Linked DNA regions of Homo sapiens: region 1 is linked to region 2. Evidence: read pairs that join two places in POLR2A ChIA-PET (ENCODE). Cell type or tissue: GM12878. All regions are shown on one strand. Each heading gives the region's core, and the rest is flanking DNA. Links, peaks and the distances in the headings are about the cores only.

Region 1 (15,400 bases), core at 7,091-9,590, 54 kb after region 2:
AAATACAAAAAATTAGCTGGGCGCGGTGGCGGGCGCCTGTAGTCCCAGCTACTCAGGAGGCTGAGACAGGAGAATGGCATGAATCCGGGAGGTGGAGCTTGCAGTGAGCTGAGATTGTGCCACTGCACTCCAGCCTGGGCGACAGAGCCAGACTCTGTCAAAAAAAAAAAAAAAAAAACAACAACAACAGAAAAGAAATGCTTAAAGCATTGGAGCTTCTCACCTATCTCAGTGTTCTGACAAATACAAGAAGTTTTTACTTCGTTCTAGTTAAGTTCCTTTATGTGTTTTAATTCCATTTTGTTTTCACTGCATTTTGCCTTTAGGGGAAATGGAAGAAGAGACAGGCAACACACTTTATATGATAGCCAATCTTTCTAAAATCCACTCAGAGTAATTTAGGAGAGGTCTGCTGGGCAAGGGGAGAAAAGTGATGACTAGTGCAACTCAACAGTCTTGTTGCTATGGGAGTAAAAATGAGAAAGATTAAATCAATCTCAAAAAATGCTATTTATTATTCTGAAGTATTTAAAAACTTTAATAAAAACACATAAATCTTTCCAATTTGAAATGGAAGATTCTCAAGAATGAGGTTTAAAAGTCAGCTAACTTTTTCTAAGCATAAAAAAATTCATCTCTGAATATAATTTTTGTTTTTGTCCAGTGATAGTATACGTGTGTACATATATCAGATATTTAAAAGAGGAAGAATTTGTTTATGCTTTCAAACTATTGAGGTACATTTTCATTATCCTATGTTAGCACCCTCTGTATTTCTGTTCTTTTACACGAGGTTTGCGTTAATGCAGGGGGTTTTTTGAGGGTGCATTCCTTTATATTATGTACTTCCACTTTATGTGACTTTGTTCAGAGTCACACTATATAATCACACCATATACATAAAAAATAACCATATAATCACAAACCAATTCTTATGAACCAAATTGGGCTTAATATTATGCTAGGTACATTGTAACTCAAAGGAGAGACCTTGGCACAGCCCTCTAGGAACTTATAGCAGGAAAACACTCAATGCATTAGATTTTCAAACAGGAGAGAAACTTAAAACCAGTTCAGCAAAGGTCAGTGAGTCATTCCCATCATTTACAGGTCAAGAGGGGGTATAATTAGCGGGAAGAGATAAGGCTGAGCATATAATTTGGATGGAGATGAGACAGTAGATCTCAAAGTCCTATCTAGGTAGTGATTGTTTTAGAGCAAATTTTTCTATTCCAGTGAAATATTTTATTTCTTTGATTTAATGAATTTAATTTAGCATATGCTATAGGCATAACACAGGAGGTGCCTGGAATGAGGGCAAGTATCTATCAGACTAACTTTCAATGTGCTATGGACTTCAATAGAAAACATAAGGATAACTCACACACAAAATAGTCATGTAAAGCTTTAGAGCTGAAAACATTGCGAGAGATCATGTCTTGTTGATCTAATAACATTACAAAGAATGATATAGTAAAGATCCTAAATGTAAAAGTAAGGAATACTGAAAATGAGGGCAATATATGTTTTATTTCATTATATGATTTGATGAAATCAGGAAAGGTCCCATGAAGAGATGAGACTTCCCAAAGAAGGAACTGAATGGCCAAAATCAAAGATGAGGAGTTTTCCAGGACAAATAATGATATATTCTCACCCCAGCAACATTTTAATAAAAGTTTTCAAGTGCAAACCACCTGCTGGATATTTGTTTCAGAAAGAGGGAGCATGGTCTTGTCCATTGTGTGTTTCTGACTTGAGAGAATGTGGATATTTCTATAACTACGAATGTGGTACTTGTCTTCCTGGTGATGGTTCCCTTCCCCCTGCCTGGCGTAGACAGTAGCCAGAAGTTTGGGAAGCGCTGCTACAGTTACAGTCTCGGGGTCTGTAATATTTTTTAAGGATTTGACAGAACAACCTATGCTTTCTTCATGGCTTAATGTTCAGAGTTTAATATGCAAATCTGTCACTATTAGGGAAATAAGCCTGAAAACAAGGTATGAACACAGGTGAGGGAAAAATCAAGAGAACCACGAAGAAAGGAAGCCACAATTAAAACTCACGTGTCACTTCAAGTGTCTGCCCTCATGGAGCTCACACTCTGGAATACAATGGAGGGTGAGGAATGTTATCATAAGAGTAAGGCCACAAGGCTGCGTGGGATGACAGGAGGGAGGCTCAACCTGTACACATTGAGAAGTATCAGTGAAGGATTCAAGTGCAAATAGTTTATTTGGAAAATGATACCAGGAAACACTAACATGAAAATGGGGGAGTGAGACAAACAGATGAAAGCCAAATAAAAGATCACTACAGAGTGAGTTATCACTGTGAGCAAGTAGAGCTTTATCTCCTAAAAATACCAGGAGTTGGTGAATACACCTCAGAGCTTTCTCACTTGTGGGAAGGGAAAGGGGAGCTGGAATTATGCATCATTATGGTTAGGAATTTTTTTTTTTTTTGAGATGGAATCTCACTCTGTCACCCAGGCTGGAGTGCAGTGGCACCATCTCGGCTCACTGAAACCTCTGCCTCCCGGGTTCAAGCAATTCTTCTGCCTCAGCCTCCTGAGTAGCTGGGACTACAGGAATGCACCACCACACCCGGCTAATTTTGTATTTTTAGTAGAGATGGGGTTTCACCATCTTGGCCAGGCTGGTCTTGAACTCTTGACCACATGATCCACCCGCCTCTGTCTCCCAAACTGCTGGGATTACAGGCATGAGCCACCGACCCTGGCCAGTTAGGAATTTTTTTAGGGCAACTTCCAGGGCCAGGTGGGGAAAAGGTTAATTTCTGTTCCACTTGTGAGCTGAAAAGCCCTCAGGCAAACAGTTGCAGGTGTTTGTAGTTGGAAGCTTTTGAGTTGGTCATGCATGAAAATGGTGAGTGCCAGGTATAGGGGGCATCGGCAACATCTGCTACAACGTCTAACAATTGAAGACCTGCACTACTGGTATGACCGTGATATGGTGCAACTGGTTTGGAAAACAGTTGAGCATTATCAAGGAAAGTTGAAGATGTGCATACACATGACCTCGTAATTCCACTTTTTAAAATATAACCAAGACAAGCTAGCTTATATGAACCAGAATAAATGTTAAAAAAAAAAAAAATAGCCATCCCAGCATTACTGTAGTAGTCCCAAACTGGAAAAAAATCTTAAAAGTTCACCAAGAGTAGAATGGAGAAGTAAATTGTTATATATTCATAGAACAAACTAAGCAAATCAGACTTACAAGAAAAGGATCTACCTGAGAAAGTAGAAGAGTTATCACTTCATAAAACATAGTGCAAGAAAGGGAGAAAATCTCAAACACCTTGAATCTGTAATCTAATTGTATCTCTAAGAATAATGCATCCATAAAACAAGAATTAGTGGTCATTAAAATGTATCATTTTGAAGATAACAGGGAGTTCTTAAAGATGAAAAATCAAAGTGTCTATTCAAAAGTCACTGGAAACAGTGAAGAGCAATCTGGGGATTGCAGAAACCAACTTTCTGAACTCAAAAACCCTGAAATAGTCCTGGTGCTGTGGCTCATGCCTATAATCCCAGCTACTTAGGAGGCTGAGGTGGGAGGATCGCTTGAGTCTGGGAGGTCAAGGCTGCAGTGAGCCATGATCTCGCCACTGCACTCCAGCCTGGGTGACATAGTGAGACCCTGTCTCTCTAAAAAATAAAAAATAAATAAACAACTCTGAAATAGAAGAGAACATAAAGAGAAGAAATACACTAAACACAGTTGACTTTTATGAACCTTTTCAAAGGCAGACTATATTGCTGAAAGACCTGCTTTTAAAAGATCAGGTCTCAGAGACAGCCCAACTTGAGTTTCTAATTTGTTCAGAGCAATAGGACTGACAGCAACATCTCTCGTATTTCATGTTTTATATTTTGAGGTATTTTGAGATACAGTGACATTTTATTGATTCTCATAACAACCATGCATAGTAAATAAGATGGTAATTATTAACCCTCATTTTAATATGAGAAAGCAGAGAACCAAACAGGATAAAGTAACTTGCTAAAGGTCATACATTAGCCTGGGTTTCTTTCTGGGGATTGCCCTTGGCTGAGGAAAGGCTCCAGCCCAAAACATCAACCCCTCCCCAGAGCAGCCTGCATCTAACTACTGGCCTATGCAAGGGGTGCCAAAGCCCAGCTTTATTTCCTTAAAATACTTTATCATGAGTGAAATTAGCAGGTAAAAGTATAAAAGCTCTTTTAAACTATTCCATGTATAACTAGGAAGGTATGTGTGTGTGTGTGTGTGTGTGTGTGTGTGTATATATATATATGTGTGTGTATATATATATATATATATATTTTTTTTTTTCCTCCATTTGGAGAAATTGCCATAACAATAGTCCTGAGCTTTAACTTTCTTACTTGCTGGAATTCGCTATCATCTTTATGATGTAGTAAAAGTAAAATAAGAGCAGGTAATGTAAATTAGCTATGAGTATTTTTAAATTGGCAGATTTCTGCAAGCCTAAATGGTCATATGTACAGGATTCTCCTCATCTCATGAGTAAGATTTGCTGGACTTTTTTTTTTAGACGGAGTCTCGCTGTGTCGCCCAGGCTCCACCTCCTGGGTTCACGTCATTCTGCTGCCTCAGCCTCCAGAGTAGCTGGGACTACAGGCGCCCGCCACCACACCCGGCTAATTTTTTTTTGTATTTTTAGTAGAGACATGGTTTCACCATGTTAGCCAGGATGGTCTCGATCTCCTGACCTTGTGATCCGCCTGCCTGGCCCTCCCAAAGTGTTGGGATTACAGGCATGAGCCACCGTGCCCGGCCGAGATTTGCTGGGTTTTTAAACATTATTTTTTTTATTCAATCATTTATTTGCATATTCCCTCAATCATTTATTTATTCATTTTTGGTTAGTTCCTTTGATAATTTCTAATTTCTGTAAATTAGAAATTTACAGAATTTCTAGTTCAATGCTAATTCAATTCAAGCATTCTAATTCAATGCTTTCCCCAACATATAATACATTGTATCCTTGAGCAAATGACTGTACTTCCTAGAGCCTTGGTTTTCTAATCCATAAAATGGGAATGACACCCATTTAATACAGGTATTATAATGAGTTAATAGATACAAAGCACACAGCACAGTTTCTAAATATAATAGTAAAAAGAAACTCCTACTTTGATTTCTTCATTTCTTTTTAAAACTCAATCACTGAATAAGTTTTTATTTATTGCCCAGTTATTCCTTAATAATTCATCCCAATTAGTGTAGGATCATTCCAGTTTCTGCTATTCTAGATAATTATTAGTGGCTTTTCCTCTCACTCTCAAAAATGCCCTGGTTTCAATGCTAGAGTCACACCATCAATGACCCACTCAGTGATGAGGAATAAGCCAGAGGACGTTCTATAAACGTCTTCCACACTTAGATTATTTTGACTCATAGATGGGGCAGCTTGCAGGAAATTAAGATTCAAGCAGTGAAAATGCATGTTATACGATAACCTTCCATTCCTAAAGATAACACATCAGCAGCCACTGGGAATTTCTCTCTGGCTTCTGAGAAAGGAGGACCCACAAAACAGAGGCAGATGGGAAAGGTTAAGACATTTTAGAAAGGACATTTGTTGGAGGGGAGACATTATGAACCCTTTTAAAGTACTTTCTTTTTACACTCTATTTTTATCTTTCCTTATGCATGTAAGTGGTCTTTTCCTGAGCCATCATTAGTAATAACTGGCTCTCCCACACCTACTGATGGTTTGGTACCTTCCGGATGAGAAGTTGCTAGCTCATGCTGTAGAAGGGAATGCAAACAAGGATTAATCTGCTCTTATTTTGAATTCCTTTGGCATATACTGCAATTATTCTTGGAGTTACCATCTGATAAATTGATGAGATTACCAAAGGTTATTGAAATAAGGACAGAGACAATTATATTTGGGTTTACAGAGGAGAAACTCCAAAATGGAGGCAACAATGTAGCCATGATCCCTACAAGAAGAAAAACATGTTTTGGTCAAAATCTAAAAGTTAATACAGCAAAAAGGGGCTAGGAGATCATCTATCCTCCTTGTATTATGGGAAAGAATAAAAGTCACATGACATGGAAATGCGGGAATTTATCCAGTCTATTGCCTAACAGAGAGGTGACTTCATCAGAGTTTACCTGTCTTAGGGAAAGACTGGAGAATAGAGCCTAGATAGATAGATGGGTTTCCTTAAAATCTTAAGGCTTAGTTTTCCTTTCACTTCCCCTTCTCCTTCCCTTTCATTTAAGGTTCAAATTAAAGAATGGTGCAGTCCCCCTCAGGATCATAAAGAGAACCAGGGAATGCAGCACACTTACTGATTTATAGCTTAATTTGAAACAAATCCCTGAACCAGGAAAGCCTTATCACCCTGTGTACAATTAACTTTCAAGTGGATCTTTTAAAGCTTTTCCCAATGAGAATGACCCTAGAAAAATAACATTTTACTATTTTAAGAGGTGTGTGAAAGATGAACAGATGCCAGAGACAAGAGTCAGCTCAAACCAGGTGATGTCCGTTCATTTCCTAACTAAACCATTCCATCAGGTTAGCCAGCCTTCGTTCTCCTTTGCGATGATAAGAAGAATAAATGTTGATACAAACCAGAACAAAAGCAAAAGCAAACACACACACAAAAACTATCTTTAAAATCTCTAAATTGGTATACAGGGGCTTCGTGGCATATGCTTTACAAGCAGAAGCGCTCTTAACTACAAGGAAAATACCCTTGATTTCAAGGGGACGGCGGCACGTGGATACCAAACAAGTTCCACTTGGAGCACGTTAATTAGGTATATCTTGCATTAACGAAAAATTATCTACTGCATGAACAACCATTTGGATTCACAAATATGTGATTACTAAGACATTTAGGGTATTAAGGGAGAAACACGTGCATGTTGCTTATGTAAGTGTAATATCACCCTGGCACTATTTCAAGAACTTTGTGTAGATTGATTCGTTTCATCCACATCCCTTGAGATGGGTGGAATTGTTACCCCACTTTATAGATGAGCCAACTGGGGCTCAAACAGTTTAAATGACTTGCCTGAGGTCATACAGCTAATAAGTGGGAGAGTAGAAATTTGAGCTCAGGCTGTCCAGTTTCAAAGTATATACACCTTTCACCACAACATTATATACTGTCTATACATCTGCTCCACATAAAATCAATTGCAGACCATTTGTTGTTATGTGATTTGAGGGCTAGTTGAGGAAGCGATGACTTTCTTCTCTTGATTGTATACAGTAGATTCTGAAAGGCTGACACTTTCAAGTGTAAGGACAAGGATGCATGGTGGGTAGACAAATGAAGTGTATCTGTGTGTGTGAAGTGATAAGGACAATAGAATACAAAATTTTTTAAATCTGTTTTTTCTATTTTGCATTTTTAGTAGAAATGGGGTTTCACCATGTTGCCCAGGTTGATCTCGAACTCCTCTCCTCAAGTGATCCACCCACCTTGGCCTCCCAAAGTGCTGGGATTACAGGCGTGAGCCACAGCACCTAGCTGAACACAAAATTTTAAATAACATTTTAAACTAGATTTAATTTTGCTTCCAATGGGAAATCATAGAGTGCTCACCATATATACACACATATATTTGTGTACGTGTGTGTGCGTGTGCGTGTTTGTGTGTGTATGTGTGAGTGTGTGTATATACACGGGAGATATTAGATTAAATAAAGTTTTTTGAGTACAGACAATTCCCATGTTAAGACAACTTGATATAGACAGTCAGTATCTTATGGAATTAAAAAAATCATTTAGTTATATTTTGAACATACTGGTAGAGAGAATTGAAAAGATGATGTTCCGTTTGGGCATTTAATTTTGCTGCATCAGAATAAATGTCTCTAGTGTGTGTATCTGTTTTATTGACGGCTTAACTATGACTATTTAATTTGTTTTCCAACTTTTTATTCGAGTTTTGATCCAAATCTCAGGATGAAACAGATGTTTAATTAGCTTAGAAGTAAAATTCTCCGAAGATGGAGACTTTCAAAACATCGGTTTTTCATGGTTTCTATCCACAACATAACACAATTAGTGCACTTGAAAAGACTCACACTCTCAAGTTTTAATCAGCTTGGGCTGAGTTTCAAGGTCTTGGTGAAGCCTGAAGCCAAGCTCCTCCTGCCCAGTTTCAGGTCAGGTTACAAAAGTTTCACAATGTTCTGGTTTCTAGGCCCCTTCTCACCCCGATGCTAATAACTGGAGAAAAGCCTCAGCTTCTAAGAGGTGAAACTGGCATTCCCTCCTAGATGGAGAATGAGCTTCTCGGAGCTATCCTTGATTTACACGGGTAACAGGGGAGGAATTGGGTGACAAGGGTGGATTTATGCAGCCCACTTCTGATCATCATATCAACTGTATCCGTGTGATCAGATAAGGAATGCAGCCAGCTCCTCCAGTCCACAACTTACAACTAAATCAAATCTTCATTTTATGAAGACAAAAGCAAATTCAATTAGAAACTCTAAGAGCTCTGATGGATCAATCAGGTCATATACAATTAGCTCTAATGGTACCTCTCCAGAGGTACATTCCTCACCTGCAGTCAAGGGCTACTCAGAGAGGTGTAAAATTCTTTCTTGACTTTGAAAACATCAAAGCAATTTCTTCTAATCTGAGCTTTATAGCTAGCACTGAGCTAGTGGCTAAGGCTCCAACACCAATAAAGAACTGAGGATGTGAAATGAAGAAATTCCATCTAAATTTTCTAAAAGAGCAGATGGTGATGTTGAATTTCATACACATTTAACTTGTAGAGTGTAATTCCCAACTGCTAATTGTCCCAAGAAATACCAAACTTGCATCCCAGGTTGCAAAGATGATTCTGTAGGCATTTCAAGAAAGAGACATAGGGAATAGCCAAATACGGCATTTCAATTGTCTATTAGGGAATTAACTTGTAAAGATAATTAAATACAAGCTAGTTGATGGTAACAGTTTGTCCCTTGCATCTGGAATGAAAATGTGGCTTCATAGTCCTTTTAGATAATCAGGCCCATAATTAAGACTCTTTAAGAAATAATAGGAGAGGGAGAGATAATTTTTTAAAGATACTGTACATAATCAAGAAAGAGCAAAGAAAAATTGAAGTCCTTTCAGGGGCAGAATGTCCAGTGAAGCAGTTGGCATATAACCTGGGAATGAGATTTAGTGTTTAGCCTCAAGTAAGTGTCTGGACAGAAACTGAACAATCATTAATTACTCCCAGACTGGATGTTTGCATCTGTAAATGAAGAATTTGGATTAGAGAGATCTCCAATAGCCCCTCCAGTTCAGAGACATTGATGTTAGGGTATTAGAAAGCACTGCAGGAAGCTTGCACATGGCCATATTTTCTACAGTACCTCTTCCTTGCAAAGCCAGAAACAAAATATGAAAGTGAACGTTTCTATTTTTATGCTAAAATGGAAACAGAGGTGGGAAGGATAAAAGGAATCCATCATGCAATAGAAACAGTTTTTGTTTTCAATTTCAAACCCAATAGAAATTCTAGCCCTCCAAGGATATCAGGAGGCTGTAACCTTAGCCCTCTACTTACCTGACCTTTAGCAGCAGGGAATAGGCAGCAGCAATAGGGCTTGGAAGTCTACTTCCTAAATCAGTCTTATTCCCTCCAACTTCTGCCCTTTCGGTGAATTATTACACCACCTGGCACCAGGAATATTATTGACTCTGGAGCAGGGAGCTTAATTTTGCAATAAATTTTACAGATTGCTAACTGAAAAACAAGAACAAAAATGAACTACTAGGTAGCTGAAACCGCTGACTCTCACTGCTCCTTCCTGCCCCTGGGTAATTTATGGCAGCAGAGCTGGGCTCCCACACTGCGGCTGCCACTCTGGCTTGGCTGCTCTGCTCACCGCGCGTAGGGCAGTGGGCCAAGGAAGGAAGCCATCGCCCCTTGTCTGTGGATTTCAAACCACACTGCGCATGCTGGATTTCCCACAACCACCCCTGCAGTCTTAGCTCCTAAAATCTCAGAGGTAAAAGTTAGTGGGAACCTTGGGGTATAGCCATAATGTTTAGTAGAAAGAGAGGAAAGAAAAATGCTTTGCAATAGATTGGAACTTTCATTCTATCTCTTCTAGGCTTTTCAGTTCAACATATATTGATGGAACACCCAGTGGATGTTAAGTACTGGGTTAATGTGCTAGAAATTAAAAAGATGTATAAGGCGTGATTCCTAATTGTATCATTATTGCTGTGTAGAAAACCACTCCAAAACGTAATGCTCATGAATTCAGCTTTTGTGTCAGCTAGGGGCTGGCTAGTCTAGAATAGCTTTGGTGAGGATGACTTGGTTCTGCTTGAAGTAATCTCTCTTCCACCATCAGGTTAGCCCAGACATATCTGCCTGTGGTAGCAGGAGTCTAAGAAACTCAAAATGCACAAACACTTTCAAGCCTCTGCTGAAATCAACTTTGTATCATTCCATTGGCCAAAAGAAGACACATAGTCAAGTCCAAGTGTGGAAGGGACACTACTAAAGGAGTGAATACAGGGACACATGAAATGTGTAATCCCTAGTGCAAATCAGTCCCCCACAATAACCCTGAAAAGCTTGCAGTACAGAGAGGGAGGCTGGCATGTAGGTACTATCCCTGCAATAACATAGGATGGCACTGGAGAAATAGGGTCAAATGGAAAAACAACTCATGTAGCTTGGCTGGGTGAGACACTGAGGCAGGAAAGCTTGCCTGCAGGGGAGAATGCCTCTATGTTGAGTTTTGAAGGATGTGTGGGAGAATATGCAGGAATATAGCACAGAGAGGAGCAAATGAGTAAGAGAAGTGATCCATAGAAGGCAGGTATTTGTCACATATAACACAATGTCTACAGGATAGTTTCAGTCCCCACTATATAGTGTATGTTTACCTCAGTGACCTTCCAGAAACTACTTCATTTCTTGATTATTTACTTCTATTTGTTTTCCTTCTTCTCCTCCCATTTCTTCTCTGTTTCCTTAAAGAGCTCCTTTTTCTTTGGCTTATTTTACAAGTTGATGATTCTAGCTCATCACTGCCCATATACAGTGACTTGCCAGAATGAAGATTATTCTTAAATTTCTCTTTCTGCCTAGATAGCTCCTCTAATCCCAACTTAAACATCTCAATGTCTTCTGGATAGTTTCCCAAGGATATATTCCAAGGGTTCATTAAGCTCATTATCTTTCTCTCAGTTTTGTTTATTCCCCAACAACAGTTCCAGTTGTAATTGTTGACAGCAATATCTGCCCAGTCCCAAGTGAGAACACTGAATTCTATTTTTTATCTTCTGCTTTACTCGCATTGTACCTCACATCCAGTCAATTTCCAAGTCCTGCTGAAGTTACCCTGAAGGATATCCCTTTCACAAGTTCATTACCATCAAGCTTTGAGTATGATTTATCTGAAATGCAAATCAGACTTGCAAACCCTCTGCCTAAATCTTTCCATGATTCCCCGAATTAGCTATAGTAGCTTAGCAAGGCCCAAGACACCTGCCTGAAATGACCCCTATAAATTTTGATGTTCTGTTCCTTGAGTGCAGTAACACTCCATATTCTGCAAATAAAACCAGTACCCAGAAAGTCAAACTATTTATTTCATGTACCCTTGCTCACACATACTTGATATCTCTTAAACTCTATGCCTTGGTGTCATTTTTTATATTATGATCCTTTTAAAAAACATTTCACCTTGGTGACTGCTAGTCTACATGTTTTAAAACCCCTCATTTGGAAACAGACAACCTACAGAATGGAAAAAAATTGCAATTATGCATCCAACAAAGGCTAATATCCAGAATCTACAAAGAACTTTAAGTCAACAAGAAAAAAACAAATAACCCCATTAAAAACTAGGAAAAATGACATGAACAGATGTTTTCCAAAAGAAGACATACAAGTGGCCAAGAAATATATGAAAATTGTTCAACATCGCTAGTCAGAGGAATGTAAATCAAAACCACAATGAGATACCATCTCACACCAGTCAGAATGGCTATTAAAAAGCCTAAAAACAACAGATGTTGGCAAGGAGTCAGAGAAAAGGGAACATTTACACCGTTGGTAGGAATGTAAGTTAGTACAACCTTTATAGAAAATAACGTGGAGATTTCTGAAAGAACTAAAAATAGAACTACCATTCAATCCAGCAATCCCACTACTGGATATAGACCCAGACAGAAGTAAATCATTATATAAAAAGGATACCTGCTCTCCTATGTTTTTCACAGCACTATCCACAAAAGTAAACATATGAAAGCAACCTAAATGTCTATCAATGGAGGACTAGATAAAGAAAATGTAGCATATACATATATACACACCATGGAATACTATTCAGCAATAAAAAAGAAGGAAATCACAACTTTTGCAGCAACATGGAACTGAAGGCCATTGTCCTCAATGAAATAACTCACACAGAAAGTCAAATATCACATGTTCTTATGTATAAATGAGAACCAAACAGTGGATATACATGCTCATACAGAGTGGAATAATAGACACTGGAGACTATGGAGCCTGGGAGGGTGAAGGTGGGTGAGGTTTGAAAAACTACCTATTGGGTACAATGCACTATTCGGGTAATGGGTACACAAAAAGCCTAGACTTCACCATTATGCAATATATGCATGTGAGAAACCTGTACTTTTACCCCCCTAAATACATAAAAATAAATAAATCAATAGACAAATACAATAAAAATCACTCATTTGGGAATAGAAAGCTTTCTTTGGGTGATATACTGTTTGGAACGATAGCAATCATCTTGGATCACACAGAAGCCAAACCTTTGCTCTCCTCAGATCTGCGAAGCAAAGCCAACTGCAGCATGTATTTATGATAGTAATTTCATGCCTTCTTCCCTACCTCTTAATGATTTAAAAGAAGATGAATGCAAAGCATGAAAACATAGAAAAAAAAAATATCTCCACTGAAAATCTTGTCACATAGGATTTTGAAGGAGATAGTTTAGGACAAAGATAAGAGGCCTCCAAATTAACCCTGAACCTGACAGATGAACATTAATGTATTTGAGAAGAAGAAAATCTTAAAGATCCAAGTGATAGATTTATTTATCAAATCATGCATTTTTGTTTAAACATTTTAGAAAGTGGTATCAGAGCTTCTTTTTTGTTTGTTTTTGATAAAATCAATGATTTTCCCTGGAGCCATTAGAGTTGAAACTATGATCCTATGAAATCTTGCCTAAGCTGAATTCAGGAAAATCTAAACATCTGTTCAATTTTATTTTACCTGTGCTGTTATTTAGGAAGGGCTCGTTAGTGGTGTTTTTCTCAAGCCAATCCTCACTGAGAAAATTAAGCTCTAATCAAGGGCTGCACTGTCCGATACAGCAGCCATTAGTCATATGCATCAGTTTAAATTAAATAAAATTTAAAATGCAGTTCTTTCCTCACGCTAGCCACATTTCAAGCACTCAAATAGCCACATGTTGCCAGTGGCTACCATATTAGCCAAATTTAGATCATTTCCATCACCGAAGAAAGTTCTGTTGCACAGCTCTGCCCTAGGATATGTTTATAAATACGAAGGAGAAAATAAAGGAAATGGATTATATTTTTTATTTTTACACCAAGTATACAAGTGCATGACCTTCATATACCCCTTACTAAGTAAGATTCTGGGCAGCAAAGGTTATATATCTTTTTGGAGCCACGGAGGTGTGGGAGAAGATAGCCTGTTAGCAAGAGGTTTTGACCCTATTACAGGAAATGGGAGTCGCTGCCTGCCACATCCTGAAAACAGATTGGTCTTTGGTACATCATTTTGATTCAAGTAGAAAGCCCTTTCGTTGCTCTGCTTTTTGTAAATATTATGGAAATGATGTCTAAGACATATCACCACCGTCCTCTATGATTTTCTCCATCTGTAGTTACTATTATCAGTACCACTAAATATTCTGGCACAACCTACTGCACCCTGAATACTTGCAAAGTAAGCAAACAGATTTCACAAATAAAATATTTACGTCTCCACAGTGACCAACAGAACCTGCACATAAGTTATCCTTGGATTTTCAAGACTTAAAAATGTTAAGAATTTCATTGAATCATAACATCGATTCGTTTTCTAAGTGTCCAATTTTTTCACACTGCTTGGTAATAAATCTCTGATCACAGTTTGGCATAAAAGAGATTGTGTTTGGTCAAAGTCAGAAATAAAGCACTGAACTGCCACCATTGTTTCACCTGATTGCAGGCAATAAAAACAAAAGAGAAAACATACACAAATAAAAATAATGTGCACTTACAGTGCTTGGACTACGTCCCTTGTAAAATTTGTACATAAGAACTGAGAACTCTGACCATAGGTTTTACTCTCCAAAGGAGTCATTTTAGATCAAATAATCTCCCTAAACTTTCCAGTTATTTTTTCAACTGGGTATCTCTCTCATTCCTTTGGTGTTTAATTTTAACTCAAAGTTAAATATGTTTGAGTTTCTGGGCCCATCATCAATGAAAACTTCCTTAAAATATTAATTGGAAAGGCAAGAGTGCCCTAGGTATGCATATCAGGAGGTAGTACCTGGGATATTTGTGACAAGATTTTGACACTGTGTGCTACACGATGGTGAGGCTTTTCATTCCTTTCCCAGAAAAGCACCATGCAAGTTCTCATAGGACTCAGAAATCTGGACATCAGAGAAAAGAGAACCTGCAGTTCTCACCAGGGACTCAATGACCATCCACTGCCAGGCACTATTTGCCAAGGTACCCAGCAAAGCCATCAAGCTCTCAAGCTTGTGCTGGAGTCATCAGCGGCAGGAACCGCTCCAGTAGCAGAAGCCAGCTCACATCCAGCTATACTCAGCCCAGACTTCCTAACGGTATCACATCATAAAACCATCGTGCATCTGGCACATATTTAAGGCCAAGTTGGCAGTATTTGATATGAAAAAGAAACCAAAGACTGAATTAGCATCCCACACGGTTGTTTTTGCAAGTCATAGACATAGTGCAGAGGCATGTGGAGTGGAGGCCACAAGACGCCCACGAACCTTTCCTTAAATGAAAGCTGGGCTGCCTAGAGCCAATGAACCCTTGGAAAAAACAAGCCAGCAAACAAACAGAAAACTCACAAAAACAACAACCAAAACCTCATGCTTTGTTGCCTTAACTTTCGCTTGTCCCAGGGAAGATCTTGTTACCTGGAGACTCTTTTTTTGGCTTACGTGGAACAAGTATCAGGACTATCCTTCAGATGGAAACTTAAGATAGAAAAAGGATCTACCTCTTTCCTTAACCTATAATTCCAAGTCACTTTTAACTCCGGCTTCCACAGTGAGTGAGGTCTCATCTGAGCAAGTCTGGAATGTTGAGGGGAAACCCAGCTTTCAGAAAACAGTGCTTTGCACT
Region 2 (15,400 bases), core at 7,028-9,527:
TTTTATTCTTCTTAAGACATGGTAAGGTTGCCTGTGACATTGGGCTAACTGCCATCAGATACTAATGACAGTCCTTGTCTCTCTCTTTTTTTTCTCTGTGTCCCTCTGATAACAGACCAATAGTGCTATTTACTGAGACCCTTTTCATTCAATTCCCTTTGAAGAGTTTTAAAATCCCATTTGTGTATTCTAAAGAGAAATTTACATAACATTGTCCTTGGACAAATGTTGAAAAAAAAAGTAAATTTCAATGAGTGTGGGTGTGAGGGGGAGGGAGAATGTCACAGGCCAAAGCACTTGAAAAAGTTTTAACGAGGAAAAAAATTTTTACTTTTTAGGAAAGATCTATTACAGAACTTTACCAAGAAGGTTCTCCATCTTTTATTTATCTGTGCTTTTCTCAAAACATGGTCCTTTATCTATCCTTTTCCTCAAATGTCTTTCAATTTTGTTATTTAATTCAAGTATTGATTAGATTCATGAGAATCCCCAAGGTTGCTACTAATTTTTTACTGATAGCTGATTTTTCAAAAGCTGTAATCTAGAGTCTCCAGTAATTCCTTCCCAATCATTTCCGAAACTCATTGAATTAGTAACTTTTGTTTAGCACTCAGTGTTGCTCCAGCTTCACCCTGGAGGACCAGTGGTTTGTCCCGTTCCACCCTAGCTTCTATCTCTATCTGCTTAATGTTCCTTCTCATTAGGCTGAGAATGTGAGTGTTTGTTTAAAAAACAAAACCAGTAAAACAGAACTCAGAATGCTGCACAATCCCACTCCATGTAGAAACTGAAAGGCAAGAAATGAAAAGATAGCCAGTATAGATTCCATGTGGCATGAGGATTTGTTTTGAGATGGGGTCTCACTCTGTTGCCCAGGCTAGAGTGCAGTGGTGTTATCACTGCTTACTACAGCCTCGACCTCCCAGGCTCAAGTGATCTTCCCACGTCAGTTCCCAGGTAGCTGGGACCATAGGTGCACCGGCACCACATCTGGCTAATTTTTAAACTTTTTGCAGAGATGGGATCTCACTATGTAGCCCAGACTGGTCTCAAACTTCTGGCCTCAAGTGATCCTCCTCACTCAGCCTCCCAAAGTGCTGGGATTACAGGCATGAGCCACTGAGCCTGGCAGGGATTTTTACTTGGCATCTTTAAGTCCACTTTTGACTTACGCTCGGAGAATATCAATAAGTGCTTCTTTTCCAAGCACTTTGAGGCTTCTTCTTCACCATAATATCACAGGTTAATAGACAAAACATGCTTTTTCTTCTCACAGCTTAATTTTCTCACCTCCTGTGCCAATTCTGTCAGGCCTTTGGTCCTCCCCTATTAAGCCATCTTCACTGGTGTTTTGTACTCTTCTGCCACCCAACCAATGGGCTGTATACTAGCAATTCCTTACAAATAGCTTTTTTTGACCCTCAAACTTCCAGCTTAGTTGATTTTTGACTTTTGTCTCAACCAGGGATATTTAGATAACAAGAAGCAGATACACTTCATACTGTCTCAAGAAGATTGACTTTTGTCTCAACCAGGGATATTTAGATAGCAAGAAGCAGATACACTTTACACTATCTCAAGAAGAAAACCTATTTGTAATCTCACGAAACACAAATGCTAGAAAGTTACCAGGCAGTATCTCTGGCCTACTGGTTGGCTCTCTCTTTTTATGGTATGGTCTCTCATCTCTACCCTCTACTCACCTCTCCATTATCTGTTATGTAAGCTAGTTCAAGGGTTTTTAACAAATTTTATTTCCCCTCACAACTTTAACTTGAACATATGACGCTTTGGGTTGCTATGACCCAACTGACCTTAAATCTACCTGACCTATTGTTTTGTCATAATTTTTGATTCCTTAAAAGTGGATTCTGAGACAGGAATCTGAGTACAAGCATTTTATTTGAGAGGTAATCCCAGGAAATACTGACCAGGATGTTGGGAAGTAAAACAGGAAAGAGAAGGCAATAAATACAATGTGTATGATCAAGCCAGTTACCTCTGTGGGCAAGTGGAACTTCATCTTGCCGAGAAACTCTGGAAATTGGTACAAAACACATGCCTCAGAGTTATCCCAGGCAAGAGGCAAAGAAACTGAGGTGTTTACATCCCAACTTCTGTAAGTCATTGCTGAAGAGCTCTTCCTAGGAATATCAATTTCTGGTACTTCTGACTTGCCATGGTCATGTGCAATGATGTCTTTGGTTACCAGAGAAAACACTCAGCTTTGGGAAATCCATCCATGGTGCTCCACAATGGTGAGGTCCCATGGAGCTGGATAGCACCTGACAGCATCTAACATTCACTGCCTTATTTTCTATGTATCTTAGTTCCAATTTAAAATGAGAATATGAGGGGCTCAGCTTGGATTATGGGCCCTTGCTCCAAATAACGTTAGTCATTGAAGCAAGGTCGTCATCTGGTCTGAACATATCTGCCTAGGCCTACCCCTTCAGTAGTGGCTTTGGGGCACCTCCAGAAAAGGTGACAGAGCCTGGGAAAATGTGTCTGAGAAGACAATGCCTTTGGCCACCATAACTACCGTGCACCCCTACTTTATCTCTTTGGTTGCCAGGTTACCTCAGTGAACATCCATTCCTGCTTTCACAAACAAGGCAATATTCTCATGAAATAATCTGCCTACACTCTGCACAGCCTGTATAATTACCCACATATACGGGTAGATACTCCCTTGTGAAGTACTTATAGTCTAACTTCCCTTGGGCAGGATTTCTCCTCTCTATCATGTGCTGCAAAGATCATCTTAAAGGAAAACAGCACCATCACATAAAGAATCCTACTTTACAAAAGAATAGTAGTAGTTTGACCTCTGGCTTTGAGTTCAACACGAAATCCACTTCTGTCCAACGTGTCCATGTACCTTCCCTATGCTGTTGGATATCTCATGGTGCCTGAGGATAATTTCATCCATTCAACAGTGTTTTAAGCTTCTGATGGAAAGAAAGATTGGAATTCCCACTAGTGTAGAAATCAGATACGTCAAGTAGAGATAGTTCCCATAGTTTATTGCCGTTGTGTGGATGCAAACACAACCAGTGCTGAATGCTCACCACAGAGGACTGAAAATATGCCATGTTGTACATCTCCTTGTGGCATCTGAGATGAGGACATGAAGGAAAGACATGCCAAAGATGTCCAAAGTTTGTATTGGAACAAAGGAATTCACTTAGCAATGCTTGCAATTATGAAAAGTGAAGTAACTTCCTGCTTGATCCTAGGTTTTGTGCTAAAATTTCCTGTTAAGAGAATCATGTTGATAATATTGAGCATTTCCTGGGCAATAATGCAAATGATTTAATTGTATTGATTCTATAAGGTTTTAATCATGTCAACTTTTTTTTTAAGAGACAGGGTCTTGCTCTGCTGCCCAGGCTGGAGTGCAGTGGTGCAATCCTAGCTCACTGCTGCCTTGAACTCCTGGGTTCAAGTGATCCTCCCACCTCAGCCTCCTGAGTAGCCGGGACCACAGACATGCACTACCATGTCTGGCTAATTTTTAAAAATTTTTGTAGAGATGGAGTCTTGCTGTGTTGCCCAGGCAGGTCTCAAACTCCTGGCCTCAAGCAATCCTCCTATGAAAGTGTGGGAATTACAGGCATGAGCCACTGCCCCCAGCCTCAAAATTTCCTTATATAGGTGGAAGGAGGTAGTACCTTAGGATGTAAGCACCCAAATGCAAGACAATTATCTAAATCTAAAAAGAGCTCAGCTTGTAAAGTTAGATAAGTTCAAAGTTAACAACTCCAGCACAGCTTCCTAAGAGGGAAATGTCATCTTTAAGATCTTCAATCAAAACTTACTGTTGAGAAATAAACTAAAGCTTATTTATTGGAAACCATTTGTATTGCATCAAAAGTACTAAAGATGTTAACAGATTCTATAGGCTTCAAAGGGCCATTGTAGTTTTAGAAAAATGAGCAATTCAATAACATTTGAACAAATTATTTCAACACAATTTCCATTTCTTTGTCATATAGACAATTTAACACTTCTTAAAATTTCTCCTATGTTTAGAGTTTGTCCAGTTATTTTTTGAAATTATTTATAATCAATAATTTTCCCAATTGAACTTCTCAACTTTTCCACTTTTGTGTTTTTATTGTTCTTATATGCAATACATTTTTTAAGAAATGTATTGGTAATAAAAGATATCATTTTGATTCTCAGATCTTAAAGGAAAACCATGTAAGACCCTGTCACCATCATAGTCTCTCTGCCACACTACATAGAGTAGTAACCTTTAATAAAGCTCACTTTTTAAACAAACGACAAGAAAACACTGATATTCACTATAATATTGGAAATGTGCATTGTAAACTCAGCAAAAAATTTGTATCTAACTTTGTTACCAATAAATACTCAATAATATTTTAGGATAAACCCCATATTCTTTCATATTGTTAGATTTTAGAGTCTAAGACTTAAAAAATTGAGATTGAGAAATATTACATAAATAACTTATGTTCCTTATACATGTTTTCCTAATTTGGGGGGCCCATTGATGGGAGCATTCTAATGCTTGCCTTTCTAAATATGTTTTCTTTCTCCAAAGGTTAGACACCGGGTCCCATGTGGCACAGATACACTTTGTGTTCTGCATTGGTGCACAACATGCCTACTTTGTGCCAGACACACGACAAATATGGAACAAGACATGTAAGATACCTGCTTTCGTGATGTTTATATTTTCATGGGGGAAGACAGATCACAAATAAACATTCGAACAGCATAATTTCACGGAAGTGCAATGTAAAAAATAAATATAATTTGTAGCAAAGCAGGAGTAAAGCAGGATGTCTACTTTAAGACTGGGAGTTCAAAAGAATATTTATCAGTCAGACTAGGTTAGGTTATAGTGTAATAACAAACAAACCCTAAAACTTCAATGGCTAAGGTCAATGAACATTCCTTTCGCATTTAGGCAAAGACGTCTGTGAATCCAGGAGGCTCCGCAGTGGCTTAACCACTGCGTGATGGCTCAGCATTGTTCTTCCATGTTAGCACAGACTTCTAGAGTCTCCATATCAGAAGAAGGAAACTTCATAGACCCTCCCACTGGAAAGGAAATGCTTCTGCCAGGAAGTTGCACATGTAACTTTCACTGATATTTCATTGGCCAAAGCAACCCACCTGATTAGTCTTCCCTAACATCAAAAGGCAGGCAAGGGCCTGCGTGGTGGCTCACGCCTGTAATCCCAGCACTTTGGGAGGCCGAGGTGGGCAGATCGTGAGGTCAGGAGATGGAGACCATCCTGGCTAACATGGTGAAACCCCGTCTCTACTAAAAATACAAAAAATTAGCCTGGCGTGGTGGCGGGCGCCTGTAGTACCAGCTACTCGGGAGGTTGAGGCAGGAGAATGGCGTGAACCCGGGAGGCGGAGCTTGCAGTGAGCCGAGATTGAGCCACTGCACTTCAGCCTGGGTGACAGAGCGAGACTCTGTCTCAAAAAAAAAAAAAAAAAAAAAAAAAAAAAAAAAAAAAACGGCAGGCAAGTTCTGATCCCTCGCTTGTATCCAGAAGAAGGAAAACTGGAAATATTGAAGTGGCTACTGCATTTATTCTGACTCCAGAGTGATTAGGAAGACACATCACTGAAGACTGGGGGGAAAGCATTTCAGCCAAAGGGAATGGCAAAAATAAAAGCCACAAGCTGAACATGAGAATAGATTGTTGAGGGATGAAGAGGAGAGGATAATGAGAATGGAAGAGCCAAAAAGGATGAAGCAGATGTCTGAGAAAGGCAGCAGGCCACATCATATCCACCTTCTAACGACACGAGGACTTGGATTTCATTCTGTATCCAATGGGAAAGCCCTTGGAGTATTTCAAGCAGAGGACTCACACGATCTGAATTATATTTTAAAATCATACATCCGCTTTTTTTTTTTTTTTTTTTTTTTTTGAGACGGAGTCTCGCTCTGTCGCCCAGGCTGGAGTGCAGTGGCACCATCTCGGCTCACTGCAAGCTCCGCCTCCCGGGTTCACGCCATTCTCCCGCCTCAGCCTCCCGAGTAGCTGGGACTACAGACGCCCACCACCACGACCGGCTAATTTTTTGTATTTTTAGTAGAGACGGGGTTTCACTGTGTTAGCCAGGATGGTCTCGATCTCCTGACCTCGTGATCCGCCCGCCTTGGCCTCCCAAAGTCCTGGGATTAAAGGCGTGAGCCACCGCGCCCGGCCATACATCCTCTCTTAAACTGTCAAAGCCCTCCTTCTCTTTGAAGCTTCATCTCACTCTCTCAGCTGGACTAAGCAATCCACCCTCTACATTCCCTGTCTCCTTGACATTGGCCTCCCTTTAATCAATCACATTGTTGCAGTATAATGATAGGTTTGCCTGTATTTTCCTCATTCAACCATAAAAGCCTTGAGGGCAGGGATCATCTTTTGTTCTTTATATTCCTAAGGCCTAAGGTGATACTTATAATGCTGAATTGTGTTTCTTCTGAGAATGACTAAACTCTGAACCTGGTTCTGGTGCTCAGGATCACCCAGGATGGTGGAATTAGAGAGGAGCAAGCTTTAAGGTCAAGTACGCTGACTAGTAAAAAAGATAAGTACAGAAGTTGTCGTTCAGAGTCGTACACCCAAACCTAAACTTAGGAAAATATTCTTTTTGTTTAAACTTTAAGTTCCAGGATACAAGTGCAGAATGTGTAGGTTACATAGGTACACATGTGCCACGGTAGTTTGCTGCACTTATCAACCCATCGTCTAGGTTTTAAGTCCTGTATGCAGTGAATTGGAAGGGGAGAGAACAGAGTTCTTCCTCCTTGCCCTACTTGTCTGCCAAACCGGTGATGGACTTTAGTGGTTGTTGAGATCATCTGAGGTTTCTAAGGACTACAAGAGCTCCAAGGCTTACAATTTTAAAACCACTGATTCAACTCATCACCTTTATTTCCTCAAATTAAAAAAAAAAATTAAAGAAGAGGGCAATGAGTTGCAAGAGTCACAAAAATAACAACTTGGCTGGGTCATGCCACTCTGACTATGAAACTCAAAATAGTTCTTCTGACCCACGTTACTCTGAGCAGATCTCTCAGGAGTAAAACAGTGTTCTTTTTCTGGGTTCTTAGACTGAAACCTTCAGAAGTGGGAGGCATAATATTATCTGGGCAAGGCCATAACTTCGAAATTCCTCTCATTTCATGTTCTGACAGATCACTTGCTTGCTACCACTCAGGGCACCCATCTATTCACTCAGAATTTTGCCAGAGGCAGGTACCTGACTCAGTTTTCTGGGCTTTTGATTATTCCCAGCATTGTGTGTTTGCACAGAACCTTCCCTAGCAATGAAGCTACCCTCCCATCCTAAGAGTAGAAGAGGAGGAGGAGATTCACAAAAATATATCAAGTTTTCTTTCCCCTTCACAACCCAGGAAAAGTGGGCACTTTTCCTGGTTGCTTTAAATCTAATTGTCTCCAGGCTGAAATTAGAATTAAGAATCGTGCCTCCACGTGTCTGGAGTCAGCCCTCCCATACAATTACTTTCAAGTTGTGCTTACCTTGTTTGAAAAGTGCCTTATAAACAGAATCATATTCTTATATTAACTGTGTTAAAGATATTATCACAGCCATCATCCACATTATCACTTGTAAACTGTTAGATAGTCAAACAGAGACATAACAAAACCTAAGAAGACATTTTTCACTGGTTTCATTTTCTTGAGAGGGGGTGGACTACGTTACTGCCTCCAGCTACTTTACGCTCAACCCTCAATGTGATGTTACCTTGATTCAAAGGAAAGATTTAAAAAAATTGTGTTTTCCATCCAAATATTTTAACTATAAAACCTTACCTCCAGATACATTAATTCAAGTGGAATTTGAAACTTAATGTTTCTGCTTTCTCAGGAATTTTTACTGCCCAGCTGTGATCATTTAGGCAGCCTAGTACTCACTGTTGGAACTCAAACAAAACCGGGGACAGTATGACCCTTTAAAAGATATTTTCTTCAAGTGGATAGAAAAGTCCCCAAATCAAAACAACCCGAGAAGTGAAGGGTCACAAGTGATTTCAAGAGATTACCAAATTCAGCCTCTGTTTTAGACAGGTTGGTAATAGAATCACCAGGACAGAGAGCTAGTCTGGTTTTTGTTTTTGAATTGAACTTTATAACAACTGTGCTCCCTCAGCCACATGCTATATGAAAAATCTTTTCATGCATGTTACATTAACTCCTCATAATGAATTGTCAGGACAATTGTTTTACCCATAGTGCAAGACAGAAAACTCCCAGGGGAGCCTCACAAGGTCCTGTACTTTGCATCATTGTACCAGCTGATTCCTTAGTTGTATTCTTTAACCAGTCTCTCTTCACCTAGTTCAACCTCCTGCTTTAAAGCAAGACTGGAACATGGTTTTCTTTATCAATGCAGCATTTTCTAGAATTGAGAAGACATACCTGCCATTAGTAAGCTGTCAACTCATCCTTATTGTCTAACTTAAACTTCCTACAACGTAGTGAAGCCAGAGCCCAAGCTTTGACACAAGACATCCTCAGGTAGATGTCCTTTCTCTGGCTTTTACCAGAATGTGGGAATTTGACCACATTATTTAATATCACTGAGGTTCGTTAGCACAGTACCTGAAACATAGGAGGCACCCAAAAGAATGACAGGCATTATCATTATGCCTTCAGATATTCTCTTTTATTTTATTTTATTTTGTTTTATTTTTGAGACAGAGTCTTGCTCTGTCGCCCAGGCTGGAGTGCAGTGGCGCAATCTCGGCTCACCGCAAGCTCCGCCTCCCGGGTTCACGCCATTCTCTTGCCTCAGCCTCCCGAGTGGCTGGGACTACAGGCACCCACCACCGTGCCCAGCTAATTTTTTGTATTTTTAATAGAGATGGGGTTTCACAGTGTTAGCCAGAATGGTCTCGATCTCTTGACCTTGTGATCCACCCGCCTCAGCCTCCCAAAGTGCTGGGATTACAGGCCTGAGCCACCGTGCCCGGCCTCTCCTTTATATTTTTTAAGAGACAGTCTTTCTCTGTCATCCAGGCTGGAGTGCAGTGGTGTGGTCACAGCTCATTGCAGCCTTGAACTGCTATGCTCAAGCGATCCTCTCCCCTCAGCCTCCTAAGTAGCTGGAAATACAGGTGCATGCTACCACGGCCAGCTATGTTTTCTAATTTTATTTTTGTAGAGATGGGGTCTCACTATGTTGCCCAGGCTGGTCTCAAATGCCTGGGCTCATGTGATCCTCTTGCCTCCGTCTCCTGAGTAGCTGGAATTACTGGCACAAGCCACCACACTCAGCTATTCTCCTTTAATCTTACACTCCCTGTATAGTTCATGATATTTGTACAATGTTTGATATAAGATATAAGATTTTGAATTTCAAAATCAACTTACACAAATTGCTATTGAATGTCTATATCAGTTGATAACTATATCACTGAAGTAATCCCTTAGCCAGAAGGAGGCAGCCATAAAATATTCTACTTATTTCAAAACTAATTTCAAGGCTGGGCGCTGTGGCTCATGCCTGTCATCCCAGCAATTTGGGAGGCTGAGGTGGGCGGATCACGAGGTCAGGAGATTGAGACCATCCTGGCTAACACGGTGAAATCCCGTCTCTACTAAAAATACAAAAAATTAGCCGGGCGGGCGTGGTGGCGGGTGCCTGTAATCGCAGCTACGTGGGAAGCTGAGGCTGGAGAATGGCGTGAACCCAGGAGGCACAGCTTGCAGTGAGCCAAGATCGCGCCACTGCACTCCAGCCTGGGCGACAGAGCGAGACTCTGTCTCAAAACAAACAAACAAACAAACAAACAAATTTCAACATCATTAATATTTGAAACAGAACTTGAATCTTTCAGGAATACACATATCTCAGTTCTTAAAAAATAGCCTTTTGTTACATTAACGTATTTAAAATATTTCATACTGTTTGTTACTATATTTATAGCAGATTTAGAATTCCATGATTCTATAATGCCTAGTCCTTATTTCCTTTGGTTAAGTTTAGGATGTGGTAGATTATTGTTCATCAAATATTCACTCCCTTTCCCCCATATTCGTGGAAAGAGTGCCATTCTCCACTCCCTTGATGCTGAACTTAACCAAGTTACTTGCTTTGTCCAATGGGATGTTAGTGAACACGACAGAGGAAGAGGCTTGAGCTGTGCTTGTATAATTGGGATTGCTGTCTGGCATTGCTTTCAGTCACCATGAAAATTATAACATGCCCCAAATAACCACTTGTTCAAAAGGGATAAGAGACACACGGAGTACACTTGAACAACGTGAAGCTAGGAACCTACTCTAGCTAAACCCAACATGGACAAACCCAATCTCAACTACCTCATGAATACACTAAAAAGAAAGACTTTACCCATGTAACAAACCTGCATGTGTACCCCTTGAACCTAAAATAAAAATTGGAAAGAAAATAAATAAATAAGAAAGAAAGAAATGACTATTGTTGGATGTCCCTGAGGTTGTTTTTTTTTAAGTATTTTGTTATGCAGCATTATCATGGCAGTAGATGACTGACACATAGGCTTTATAAAAGACCACATATTATTCAAAGCACTCTTCATTGCAAGCAACAGAAACATAACCCAAACTAATCTATGCAAAGAGAAAAATCAGTTAACTGGATCTGAGGGTTTAGGCAAAGCTGAACTTAGATCCCCTTTTAATATAACTCAATTGGTGTTATCAGGAGTATACCCCTCACCATCTCTCAATTCTATTTTCCTCTGGATTGTTGTCGTTCTCAGAGGAGATCCCTTTATGTGGTGACAAAGATGGTCTCCAGGAATGTTAGGTTTACATACTGCTGGTACATCTAATCTAGAAAGAACAGAGCACCTCTTCCCTAAAATCTCTAGCAGAAGCCCTGGGAATGAGGCTCTCTGATTGTATGGTACACCAGGAGCATACTCCAAACTAATCATTCTGGCTGGGGATACAGTGTTCTGATTGGTCAAGTATGGGCCATGTGACTATCACTGGTGGTGGTGGAAGCAAAGAGAGGCTGTAAGTCCCATCCAAACTTCAGGATCTGAAAATAGGAAAGAAATGGGTCCCCAGGGAAAAATGAAGAAACTGTTACCAAAATGGTACACAGAGGAAAAAATAGCAGAAGAGCATGACAGACACAGCTGTATAGTATTTGACATTTTTTCTGCCTTAATGTAAACAGCCACTACTTTACAGCTTCAAAAAGAAGTGCCATCAGCCCTCTTAAGAAATCTCTCGGGCATGCCCTAGCATTGGTTTTAAGCTCTGTGCCTCAGCTTGGCTGCCCTAAAGGACACTCCTCATTTCACTTGTCCTGGTATTTTCCTAGTCTCTTGGCCTATTTGGGTTGTGGTTGTTTGTTCAGAACAGAAGGCTTTAGTTCTCTCCACACTAACCAGAGGGAAATGATCAAACCTAGAAACTAAAAAAAGCTAGAAACCAACCTCTGCCAGTTTTGCATAAACTATCCTAAATGTATAGCCAAATCTTGGATTTAAAAGCTGTACATTATAATTCAGTGTTTCTGTGCTTTTCTGGTCAAGCACAAGAAACAAGTCTCCCTCAAAGCACAGTTTTCAAACCAAGCCTGGATATCAGCCACTAATTTGGTAAAGAGCTATCTCTTTGTGATTTCCCAAGGGTGACTACGCCAATAAGCTATCAAGCTGACCTATTTTGAAAGCAGGCGCGACATCACTTTGAATTAGGAGTGTCAATGCAAACTAGCTTATTATTGTGAATAATAGCCATTGTTAAACTAGCCCTGGGCGAATCATTCTGCACACGTGGATACATACTTACTGCTTCCGTGTTGGACGCCAGTGCAGATATGAGGCAAATGAAAATCACGTATTTAGCAACCAGTTGGTTTCTTTTTGCTGTTTGGCAAACGGACAGTCTTTTAGAGAATGATTGATCATTTTACTCCTAAAGGCAGAACTATATCTTACCCCCTCTGTTGTCTTCATAGTGTCTAGACCAGTCAGTTGTGTACACAATAAATGTAAGACAAATTGAAACTGTCTATAAGGTTTCTGTCTCCACATTCAAAGCAGATGAATGCCCCAGTCCATGAGGAGATGAGCTATGCTTTTTGTTGTTATCAAACTTTTTTCTAAACAAATAAGCAGCTAAATCTAAGCTGTAAAATAATAACTTGTATAAAATACATTTATTAGTTGCAATAAACACACAGGTAATTAGAAGCAAGGCAGGCATCATTTTTAAGTTAGTCCAGGTCCAAACGGCAGGAGGCTAGAGACCATTATGAGGGTTTTTAACCACTCACTGAACTTTTTTAAAAAGGTCCTTACTAAGAACTAAATCGATTTAAAAATAGTGTTATTTTATGAATGAGATTTATATTACCAACTATGGGAAGAAGCAGGAAATATGTAGAGGACCATCCCAAAATTTCACCTACCATACTTTTCATCAAGCACTTTTTAGCATCATTCTCCGAGAATGATTCTCAAGAAGGCTGAAACATAGGCCAAGCCTACAGTATTTTTATTCTACAGAAGAGGAAGATAAGATTATAAATGGAGCAGTAACTTCCCTGGTTATTTAGTGATCAACCAGGTCTAAAGCTTAGGGTTCTCCTAGCCCCTTTTACTCCCCAGGGACTTGACTTCTTCCTTGATAGCTGGTAATTTTCCAGCTGTTACATGATTTTTATTTCGGGCACAACTTTAATAAGTATGAAGTTTGGCTTTTACTAATGCTTAGCTGTTTACAAAGACTTTCACATGAATTATCTTATTTATCAGTCAAACAATTATCCCATTTAAAACATTAACTACATATGAACAAAAGCTCAAGTACAGATATGAATCTGTATATATACACTTACCTCAGTGCTCACACCCTCATTACGGGAGTAGCAGAGTCACTATCTCGACTTTAAGAAATTTGTGACTTCACAAGCACGCTGATTAATCCAGCATGTGAGGCAGGTAAATGCTAACTATTATTAAGACCCTGATTTTTCAGTTAGCAAAACTGACACAGTCAGTTACTTAATTCAAAAAAAAAAAAAAACCAAGATTATTAAGAGTAAAGGAAGGAGGACAGGCTGTTGGCAGACCAATGCCAAGAACACCCCTCCCCAGTGGGACAGGATTGCTGGTTGATCACAGAGACAAACATAGCAGACGTGTCAAAACAGCAGCTGCTCGTAGTCTTGTCACTTCTGACAGCTCAGCTGACATACTCATCTGGTCACAGCAGCAGCCTTCCAGAAGCTGCCCTCTATTAAGTTCCTATTACATGGTACCATGCACTGTGACAAATGTCTTAATGCATTATATGCCATCAAATTCTGTCTTTTTTTTTTTTTTTTTTTGAGATGAGTCTCACTCTGTCGCCCAGGCTGGAGTGCAGTGGCACAATCTCAGCTCACTGCAACCTCTGCCTCTCAGATTCAAGTGATTTCTCCTGCCTCAACCTCCCGAGTAGCTGGGATTACAGGTGTGAGCCACCATGCTCAGCTAATTTTTGTATTTTGTATTTATTTATTTATTTATTTTAGTAGAGATGGGGTTTCACCAGGTTGGCCAGGCAGGTTTCGAATTCCTGACCTCAAGTGATCTGCCCACTTTGGCCTCCCAAAGTGCTGGGATTACAGGTGTGAGCCACCATGCTTAGCTTATCAAATTCTTATGATAACTCTTTAAGTGGATACCACTATTATGTTCATTTTACAAATGAAGAACTGGTAGTTCAGAGAAGTTAAGCTACATGCCAAAGATCACACAGGAAAGTTGCAGAGCTGAGATTTAAATCTAGCTATCTTTGACTAAAGTCTGTGTCTGTCCCCCAGGCCCCGTAAAGTTCACTGCCCACATTTTCTTCCCACTTTCCTCCTTGCTTTCTCCTTTCCACCACCTTGCAGAATCAAAAGATATCATAGAAGCAAAAAATAACTCTTTCTGACAGGGCCTCTTCCTCTCAATATTACTCTGATGAGACTATTTTAACAGAAACTCTGGAAAAACATGATGTCTCATTACATACACTTTACTTCAACTATTAACTCCCAAAGTCAATGTGGTTCACAGCTGGAAATTTAGCATACACAGTAGCTGTCAGTTTATACCTCTAGCCCCTACTGACAATACCACTGTATCGTAATACATGGCAGAGTACTGATATTACCATGGGTTTACTGTCCATATTTATAATTGATGGAAATGGTACATTTCAACAAAAGCTTAGGAAATATAAAGAAATATTATTTTCCCATCTAAGTTCATAGACTCTTCTATAGTCTTGCAAATAAACCAACTTCTCCCACAGATAATAGCAATCTCCATGGCAAGCTGGCCTTTTATTATGACTTTACAGTCATCAGCAAAGACTTAGGCAGGAAAAGTTGTGAGTGTGTGACAGTTTGGAAAAAGGGCTCAATCAATGGCACAGGAGCTTTGCCTACAAGTTCCTCCTATGGAAAGTAACATTGAAATGCGTGAGTATCTTCTAGAATATATGTAAAACTACATTTCTAACACTGCTGAAAAAAAAAAAAAAAAAAGGAAAAGCAGCTTGGGTATTGGCACCAGAAAAAAAAATTGTCCAAAAAGAGGGAAGAAAACGTGAGAAGGCTGTTGTTTTTTGTTTTTTGTTTTGCTGTGAGACTTTTTGTGGGGTTGTTGCTTTTTTTCTTTTTTCTTTTGAGACAGTTTCACTCTGCCACCCAGGCTGGAGTGCAGTGGCGCGATCTCGGCTCACTGCAACCTCTGCCACCCAGGTTTAAGTGATTCTTGTGCCTCAGCCTCCTGAGTAGCTGGGATTAAGGCACTCGCCAACACGCCCGGCTGTATTTTGTATTTTTAGTAGAGACGGGGTTTCACCATGTTGGCCAGGCTGGTCTCAAACTCCTGACCTCAAGTGATCTGCCCGCCTCGGCCTCCCAAAGTGCTGGGATTACAGGTGTGAGCCACCGCACCTGGCCAGGATTTTGTTTTGGTGCTGCCCTAGATGCCCCTGTCTAGTGTAAACTATGTTTTTTTCTTTCTTCCTTTCTCCACATTTTTAAATTGCTATGCAGGTGTTTAGCTCTGGACACAGAACCAACAGAAACAATCAGAAGCTCTGTTAGGCCAAAACAAATTCCAGATTCCTTTTCTCCTCTTCCTTTATACCCCTCCCCTTCTCCAAAATCAAGGACCACAAAGTATCCAGTTGGAAGAATAATTTCCTCTAAGAGCCAAGGTTCTTAACCTTTACTGTTACATGGACTCATTTTACAATTCAATGGAGCCGTTGACTGCTTCTCAGAATAACAATTTTTAAATGCATTAAATAAAATATATAGAATTATTAAGAAAAACATCAATAATGAAATATTTATAGTCTTTTCTTAATTTTATTTTTCCATAAGTTATTGAAGTACA

The links. ChIA-PET counts read pairs that join two places held together with the same protein. Peaks named below come from ENCODE experiments on the same cell type or tissue, not always from the same donor. Only the 100,000 strongest peaks of a DNase experiment are listed, where the experiment ranks them.
Region 1: POLR2A ChIA-PET joins it to region 2 with 7 read pairs; 2 of 35 experiments call an interaction of 5 or more read pairs at or near these places.

Annotation. Positions count from the first base shown.
Region 1 is chr20:6,863,543-6,878,942 of GRCh38, reverse strand. No RefSeq gene overlaps it. Among named protein-coding and RNA genes, the nearest start is that of BMP2, 100 kb to the right of the region's middle. RefSeq lists an enhancer at 9,353-9,853. In GM12878, for the core only: no CTCF peak of the experiment used is centred there; a DNase peak (open chromatin) is centred at 8,144.
Region 2 is chr20:6,917,767-6,933,166 of GRCh38, reverse strand. No RefSeq gene overlaps it. Among named protein-coding and RNA genes, the nearest start is that of BMP2, 160 kb to the right of the region's middle. In GM12878, for the core only: no CTCF peak of the experiment used is centred there; no DNase peak of the experiment used is centred there.